2 separate regions of the Mus musculus genome follow, and region 1 is linked to region 2. A link is a loop called in an ENCODE intact Hi-C map of the cell type or tissue named here. Cell type or tissue: left cerebral cortex. All regions are shown on one strand. Each heading gives the region's core, and the rest is flanking DNA. Links, peaks and the distances in the headings are about the cores only.

What was found. Hi-C counts contacts between places; a loop is a spot of excess contacts. Peaks named below come from ENCODE experiments on the same cell type or tissue, not always from the same donor. Only the 100,000 strongest peaks of a DNase experiment are listed, where the experiment ranks them.
Region 1: it touches region 2 in a loop (2.8-fold over the local background); 1 of 42 quality-filtered maps calls a loop at or near these places.

What each region holds. Positions count from the first base shown.
Region 1 is chr1:190,925,430-190,929,817 of GRCm38, forward strand. Angel2 (angel homolog 2) reads left to right here and starts at 3,076. Exons shown (of 9, transcript NM_021421.4): 1 at 3,076-3,329. The coding sequence starts at 3,271. In left cerebral cortex, for the core only: no CTCF peak of the experiment used is centred there; DNase peaks (open chromatin) are centred at 2,483, 3,108, 3,792 and 4,015; H3K4me3 peaks cover 1,875 bases; H3K27ac peaks cover 1,614 bases.
Region 2 is chr1:191,023,497-191,027,884 of GRCm38, forward strand. It overlaps Flvcr1 (feline leukemia virus subgroup C cellular receptor 1), which reads right to left and starts at 2,694. Exons shown (of 10, transcript NM_001081259.1): 1 at 1,881-2,694. The coding sequence starts at 2,597. It overlaps A230020J21Rik (RIKEN cDNA A230020J21 gene), which reads left to right and starts at 1,855. Exons shown (of 2, transcript NR_027298.1): 1 at 1,855-3,073. In left cerebral cortex, for the core only: a CTCF peak has its summit at 2,707; DNase peaks (open chromatin) are centred at 1,182, 2,293 and 2,775; H3K4me3 peaks cover 2,489 bases; H3K27ac peaks cover 1,748 bases.

The sequences.
Region 1 (4,388 bases), core at 106-4,105, 98 kb before region 2:
AATGCTTTCTTTCTCCAAAGCAGCTCTGCCTTCATCTCAATTTTGTTGTTGTTAATTTATGCTTGTGAATTTCTTCAGGAATTTCCTCTGTGGTTTAGGTTGACCCTGGACTGGCCATTTGGCTCAGGTTGGCTGGAATTTGAAATCCTTGTGCTTATTTCTGTCTCCTGAGTCCTGACATGACAAGACTGTGCCATAAAGCCCTGTCCCAACCTCCTAATTTCTCGCTGAGCTAACCAAACATGAGCATGTTTTTTCATGGCTCATTTCTGATTAATATATCTGGCTTTTTTGTTTTTAAAGAGTTTTTCTATTTAATGTATGAGTATCTGCATGTATACCTGCATGTCAGAAGAGGGCCCTAGATTTCACCATAAATGTTTGTGAGCCACTGTTGGTTGCTGGGAATTGAACTCAAGACCTCAGGGCAGCCAGTGCTCTTAACTGCTAAACCATGTCTCCAGCTCCATATCTCTGGCTTTTGAAAATAACTTTTAAGGTTTTATTTTACCTGGATGTGGTGGCACAATTCTTCATCCCTGTAGAGGCAGCAGATCTCTTGTGAGTTGGAGTGGAGCCTGCTCTACATAGTAAGCTTCAGGCCGGGCAGGGTTGCATATGGACAGATTTTTTTCAAAACCAGTCCAAGCAACGAACAATGATTTCCTTTTGTTTCATGTGCATGAGTATTTTACCTGCATTTGTGTATTTGTACCGCGAGTGTGTCTGATGCCTTAGGAAGTCAGAAGAATTAGGATCCATGAAACGGGAACACTGTGGAGATGTTCTGAGTGGGGACTTAGTAATCAGAGCAAAACCAAAAGCCAGTTGTAGACAAGGTTGTCCTGGACTCCAAAGGTTTTAGACACTTATGCACAGGTGCGTCATGGTGGTACACACTTACAGTTTCTGCATTTGGGAAGGCAGGCAGGAGATCCTGAAGTTCAAGGTTACCCTCAGCTACATGGCCTTTTAAAGGTTAGCCTGGAGCACTTGACAGCTCTTAACAGCTGAGCAATCTCTCCAGACTCTCAGACAACCCTTCTTTAAGACAGGTTCTTGGTGTGGCCCAGGATGGTCTCAAACTCTACAGGCTCCTGCCTCAGCTGTCTGAATGTTGAGATGTCAGCATATGTGAACAGACTTGCTTAACTTATTGAGTGACTAAAGCAGGATCTATTTAAGGGGACAGAACAATGTGAGCTGAGAACTTTCAACTGGAACATGAATGCAAAAATGGTGTTTTGTTTTGTTACAGAGACAAGAGTTCTCCAACCCTTAGGATAATCACCATGCTGCTATAAGGTAACTACTCTCTCTAAAGTTCTAGAGCAGACAGCTCCCAAAGTGTCTTTCGTCATCAAGAAACCTTCAAACTCATTGAAAGAATGCATCTTGACAGTTGGTGGTGCACGCCTTTAATCCCAACACTCTGGAGGTAGAGGCAGGTGGATCTCTGAGTTCCAGGTCAGCCTGGTCTACAGAGTGAGTTCCAGGACAGCCAGGGCTACACAGAGAAACCCTGTCTCAAACAAAGGAAAGGGAGGGAGGGAGGGAGGGAGGGAGGAAGGAAGGAAGGAAAGAAGGAAGGAAGGAAGGAAGGAAGGAAGGACCTTAATGCCATTTGCTTATTTCAAAACACTACATTTTTCTTTGCACAACAAGCAGAGGAGCTAAGGTGTGCTTGGAGGAGAAAGTCTGGTGATTGACAGGTCTTCCTTAAGTCTGCTCCAGTTAATAACCCTATCAATGATCTTTGTTTGCCGTATGTTGTGTAGTCAGTAGAGTACTAGGTTGAATAGATTTGAACAGGAGTCATGGACACTGTTCACAAGTCACTTACAATGTGATTATGGAACAAGGCATATAGGACACTACTGGCCACATGTAACTAACAACAACATTGTGATCACCCTTAGAAAATAGGACAGTATAAACCTCAAGCAGTCAGCCCCCATTTGTGGACACTGCGTTTGTAAACTGCCTACTCCCTAAAACCTACCTAAAATGTCCAAATCAATCCTCACAGTGTTTTGGTTTTTCTCCAACAAGGAGAAAGGCAAATTTTAGTTGCCTAGTGTGCTTGTCCCTGAGGTTAAACAAGGCACTCTGCCCTCTTGAGTTTTCAGACCGTAAAAAACTAACCTTTCTACCGACTACTTAGTGTCCCTTTCCCACAGTTTTACTGATTTTTCTATTAAAAGTGCCCCCCAAGTATACTGCTGCAAGATTCTGAGGTGACAAAAGTTAATGATGTAATATAGAGAAAATATGTGTACTAAATTATCTTCAATTAGGTATGTATCAGAAGACTGTTGGACAGAGTTTAACGTTAATGAAGTGACAATATAAATTAAATAAGGAACATGCATAAAACAAGACTTCATATTGGTTGATGAAAATGTGGTCCGAAGCCAAGTATGGCAGTACGTTGCTGGTGACCACAGTGCTCAGACAGGCATGTGAGATAAGTTTGACGAATGCCTGGACTGCACAAGACTTTTGTCTAAGGACACTCACGAGTGTGCGTGTGCAATCAGAGACTAGCTTTCCTCAGAGTTTGCTAATTCAGCATTCCTGACATGTTTACACAATATAACAACTGCAGATAAAGAGAAGGATATACACGAAGGATAAAGTATCTCTCAAAATTAACACAAGGAAAAGAACAAAACTTCCCAAGAAATTACTACCCACAGCTACACAGCTCTACCAAAGAAACTAAGCAAGCAGCGACCCTGGTTTCCAGTGCCCTCTGCCTCGCTATTCTCGCTGTCCCTTCTCCATTTATGTTTTCCAAGAAAGCTACGCTCGATCTGACAGACTCGGATCATCAACGCACTAATTAATGTACAAGTGGGTTCTCTGAGATTTGCACAAAATCAATTATAAAGTTCTACGGGAACCCACAGAATAGTATTTCCTCAACGTGGAAATCTACCTTTTGGATCTACGCAACCACGTAAATACACTTTAGGTCTCACGCAGCTCCTGCTCCTTCCTATGTCTTAAGAAAGCCGTCAAGCGCTAGCCTTCCGCCCTACCAGGAAATGGCTGTCCGCGCACGCTCTGCGCATGCCCGGAGTCGCACTGCTTAAAGGAACTGCCCCAGAAGGCAAGATGGTGACCGGGCCTGCGGCGAGACGCTCCTCCCAGCATGCCTAGCGGCCGGCCGGGAGCCGAGTGATGGGGATCCGGTAGGACCCGGCGAGCGGCCGAAGCTGAGGTGCAGCCGCGGGCCCGGGCGTTGGGCGCTCACAGAGAGCCAAGATGGAGACGTGGCGCTGTGTGAGGAGGGGCTACGGCCGCTGTGTGGCGGGGCGAGGCCGGTCAGTGGCGAGCGGCCGGCGGGATGGACAGAGGGAGGGACCTGGAGGGGCGGGCGGGGAGGGGAGGGGCGGGGCGGCGGGGCGCGGGAGGAAGGCGGAGGAAGAGGGTCCGCGGCGGGGACGCGCCAGGCGGCGCCCGGGGAGAGGTAACGCGCGGGCGGGCAGCAGCGGTGGCCGCGGCCTCCGGGATCCTGCGGGCCTCGCGCGGCCTCCACGCTCGCCGCCGCCGCCCGCGCGCAGGGCCCCGCCCGGAGGGAGGCTGCGCGCCCCGGGGTGGCTGGGCAGCGTCGGTCACGCGGAGGCCAACTTTCACCGCCACTCAAGTTCTTGCTCCGTCCTGGGTATTTTTCTTTCAATCCACTCTTTGAGAGCCTGGCGTGATGGCTCACGCCTGCACTTTCCACACCCCGGAGGCCGAGGCGGGAGGATAACCATGAATTTGAGGCTGGCCTGGATTAGGCAGCGAGCGTGACACTCCGCCTCCAAAAGTAAAAAAATAACTCACTTGAAATTTTAAAGCGCCACAGTACATGCAGCCTCTAATAATGTCACCCCAAGTAGTATCCACCGAATCTTAAATTGGATGTACGGATTATGTTTTTCTCCTATAAACTTTGAGGACTTAGTTATTAAGATTCCAGTGGTTTGTATAACCTTTGAAACTATATCGTACCACGCGTGGGAAATAGCACACTGTCGTTACATAAGCCGTTGGGATCTGCCCACTCCATTCCTGGTTCCTGTGCTATGGCATTTTCTGAGTACCAGCTGTGTGCTTGGCCCTTGGGTGGAGACTGGGCTTTCAGAGAATACTGAGGTTCGAACCCTCAAAAGCTCACTATCTTACAAGAAAAAGATGTGGTATAAATAACTGCCAATCCAAAGAATAAGCGTCACTGTGCAGGTTGCAGTATAGAAACATTTCAAGACAGAAAGTAAACCGTTATAGCACTGGGGAGGTGGAGGCAGGAGAATTAGAGACACCACCAGCCTGTGCTGATGGTCTTGGACTTGGTTTTTGTCTTGGTTTTTTGTTTGTTTGTTTTTTAGAGAAGGAGG
Region 2 (4,388 bases), core at 208-4,207:
TTTCTAGAGACCTGAAAGTTAGAAGCCACCATTCAGGAACCAGACACACTTACATGAACAAGATCTATTATTACTTTGGGAAAATTACTTCATTCCTTAAAGTCTCAATTTTCCTATTTATTGAATGCAGAAAATAATAGTTTCTAAACTTATAATACCAAGTTAAATGATACATGCACACAAATCACAAGCTTAGTGACTGCGTGCTGCTGCTGAATATTATTATGCATGATCATTCCATAAATGAAGCTGAAAATGTGTTTTGGTGATATTGAACAACTGTACAGTTATAGAGGTCAAGAAAGGAGTGAGACTACCTCAAGTGAATATAGGAAGCTCCAGATATGTGCTGAGAAGAGCGAAGTCCACCTATAAGTAAATATTTCCACTTATTATCCATAAAATTAATACTTCATAAATATGGAGTTGATATTTTTGTTATGCTTAATGAAGCATTTACCTCGAAAACAATTCAGAACCAAAAAAATACCTTTTAAAAAACATCTGCTATCTAAACATAAAGAAACAACCGGGGGCTGGTGAGATGGCTCAGTGGGTAAGAGCACCCGACTGCTCTTCCGAAGGTCCAGAGTTCAAATCCCAGCAACCACATGGTGGCTCATAACCATCCGTAACAAGATCTGACTCCCTCTTCTGGTGTGTCTGAAGACAGCTACAGTGTACTTACATATAATAATAAATAAATCTTAAAAAAAAAAAAAGAAACAACCAATCAATGTATCAGTAATAAATTGTTTTTGATACATAGCAATTAAGTGACTTAGAAAAAGAAAGTAACTAATAAAATAGGCACACATATTTAGTCTCTTGGGGTATTTTAAACCATGATCTTGACCCAAGTGAGACTTGAAGTAAGAAAGTAACATTTTCTAGTTACATGGCGGCAGGTAACAATATATGTATAGAAAGGATTATAGATTTTTTTTTTAAACTAGATTTCCTTCAACTGAATGAATACTAAGCATCTTTTAAAATGTGACATTTACAGTGGTGACAAAAACATCAGGTGTCACAAGTGCCCTCTAGCAAAATTTTAAGTTACAATAACAAGCCTAAAATTAACAAATGCAAACATAATATTGTGGTGACTCATGGTGGTGTTTGGGAGCCTGAAGCAAGATTGTCAAGTTTGAGGCCAGCCAGGGGGACACTGTGATTTCCAGACCAGCCTGCCCTACACAGTGGAAGAGACCGTTTTAAATAAATAAATCACATACAAAAACCTTTTACCTACTATTATTTCTGTTATTCTAGTGGCATTTGAATTTATGATGGTAGAAAAAAACAAGATCATTTCTTAAGGAAGCCTTGACTTATCCCACTAACCATTCTTGATCAGTGATTTGCCTTCCACTGTCTCACGGTTAAGAACTAATAGCTGGACTCAGTAATACTGCCAAGTCTTTATCACCGGAGCATTTATTGAACATTCACTTATACGTGACCAGTAGGTGCCAAGCTGGGCTGACTACTAATACTAATACAATTAAATCAGGGCTGTTCCAAGGACATTTAACATGGAAACAAACTTTCCAGATCTCAAGACCTTTCTTCTGCAGTGGCGACAAAAACACCTGAGATCTCTTTTACCGCCAGTTTCCAAGCGTGCCCGTGTGTGCGCCTGTGTGTAGGCCAGAGGGCAACCTCGGTGTCCTTTCTCAGGAGCTGTCCTCCTCACCTGTCAGTGCTGGCTGGGAATACACCCTGGAGCCACCGTGCCAGGCTTTTCTCGTGGTGCTGGAGCCCAGTCTTCACGCTTCTATAGTATGCACTTTACCCACAGACCGTTGCCCCAGCCCGGCCTATGACTTCCTACCAGCCTGAAAGGATCCCAGTTATCTAGACGTTCCAGTCTTTACCTGATTGCCCAGCACTGCTGTGGCACAAGCCGTCGACACCTCCTTGGGTCCAAACCATACCGAGGCGACGGGGGAGGGCAAGCCCAGGATGAAGACCTGGGCCACGGAGCACAGGATCTGCCCCAGCATGGTGACCCAGAAGAGGTGCCGCTGCACGCTGCCGCACTTGACCCAGGCTCCCAGGCAGTTGAGGCCGGAGCCCAGCAGCGCCGTGAGCCGCAGGCCTCGCGTGTCCAGCAGCCAGGTGGCCGGGAAGATGAGGGGCACGTAGGCCACCATGTACACCATGGACAGCCAGTTGATGTGCAGCGGCGACACCTCGTAGAAGTCCTCGAACACGTTGCTGATGCTGCTGTACTGGATCCACTGGAAGGCGTTCACCAGCGAGTAAAGGCTGAAGATGAGCAGCACCACGAAGCGCCTCGGCGACAGCGCTGTGCGCGGGGGACACGCGGGGCATGGGACGTCCTCCCCGTCGCCCGCGGGCAACAGCCGGGCCTGGGTCTCCTCCTCCGCCGCTATCAGGGCTTGCGGCCCGCCCTGGGCTCCCGCGATCAGCGGGCCGAGCCCGGGGCCTCCGTTCAGCGCCTCAGGCCCGTTTTGCGGTACCAAGCGCGCCTCCCCGTCCGGGGCGCCCTTGGGCACTGGAAGGTATCCCTTCCCCAGCGGGTGCCCGGGCGCCACGGCCGGCCCCACCTCGTCATCGGGCCGCGCCATGCCTCCCGGCTCCCCGCCCCGCCGCCCCTTAGTGCTCCTCGCCGGCTCCTAGGTCCCACCCGGTTCAGCGCGCTCGCCTGCGCCGCTTGCTGACTAAGTGAAGCAGAGCTCACCGCGCCTGGCTCTTGCCGGCAGTCCCCGCCCCCAGGGCATCTCGTATCGCGTAGTGCGACCCTCCATCCAATCATTGAGCGTTTCGGAAGTCCAGAAAACCAATCGGGGAGTTGCCGAGAAGAGGGGCGGGGTCAAGCTTGTGAAGATGTAAGAGGAGCCCAAGGCAGGCGTTCTCTACGCTGTGGTTTGCTGGAGCTGCCAGGCCTTTCTCTGCGCTCGCTCCGCAGCGTTTAGCCTCAGGTTATCTTGGAAGGAGAGCGCCAGAAAGCATTTCCGTCCGCCCAAAGAAAGAGGCTTCCTCAGAAGCAGGCCTTTGCGTTGATTGAGCTGAGCGGCTCCATCCACGCAGAGGACTGAAGGAGGTAATGGACAGGTGCAGCCCCTGCCTGCCTCCTGTACCCCACCAGTAACCAAAGTCTGTGCATAAGCTAACCGTGTACTTGCACATCCCGGGACCGGATGAGGGCAGAGCTCCGGAAGCATCAGGGTCCTACTGGGCCTTAGACAAAGTCAGCCTGCTACCCTTTGGGAAGCTGTGCGTGCAAACACGGGGTGCCAGGACTTAAGATTTACTCACTCTCTCTCCCTCTGATCCTCCTTTTTAGACAGGGTGTCACCCGGGACTCTGTAGGCAGGTTGACCCGAATTCATGGAAATCCACCTATCTCTGCTTCCTGAGTGTTGGAATGACTCTGGCGCTAATGAGCTCACAGTGGCTGCAGGGGACCTGCAGAAGACCAAGCCCATAAACCTTTAGTCATGGGGAGATAGGAGAACTATTAACAGTTTGAGGGTGCAGAGGGACAAGGCATTGTCTATGGTGATACAGCCGCTGGGGAGTTCCCCATGCTGTGAATAGCTCCACAAAGTATTTTGTAAATTAATTCATTTCTTTAGGAAAAGTGAGGCTCGTATAGAGCGAGACTGTTCAGGGGGTAACGTCTCTTTCTGACAACCCGGCAAACCTGAGTTCAGTTCTTCAGCACCCGCAGAGTTGTTCTCTGACCATCACACAGGTGCCCTCCCCAACAAACACACTATGTTAAGAAAAGAAGGGAAACCCTGTAAGTTCTTCCCAGCACGGCTTTGTAGATGTTCCTTTGGAGGTTGTTTTAGATTATTGAGTAACTGAATTAGATTATTGAGTCTCTGAAAAAAAAAAAAAAACTAAATGAGGAACCCAATGGACTTAATCTGCGCTCAAAACGTTTATTTTGTGAATTTATAAAAATATGAATTGTGTTTTTAATGCTCAACAAAATTTATCTTAAGTATTCAGAGATGTTAATGGTCTCATGGACTGTGGAGCCTGTGAAGGCTCCTAAACAAACAAATAAACAAACAAACATGCTCAAGCTGAGCACACGCCTGTAGTCCCAGTTATTTGGAGGCGAAGGCAGAAGAATCATCCAGGCCCACAGATTTAAAGGGAACCTGGCAGCCTGGCCAACAAAACAGGATTGCATTGGAGACTTTTGTTTACTTGTTTTTCTTTTACTTATTTTTGTTTTGTTTTCCATATGGAATCTCAAATAACCTAGACTGGCCTTAAACTAAGGAGCTCACTATGGAGCAGAGAATAACCTTGAACTCCTGCTCCTCCTGCCTCAGCCTCCCAAGTACTGAGATTGCAGGCATGTGCCATCAGGTTCAGTGTTAGGCAGTGTTGAAGGCAAA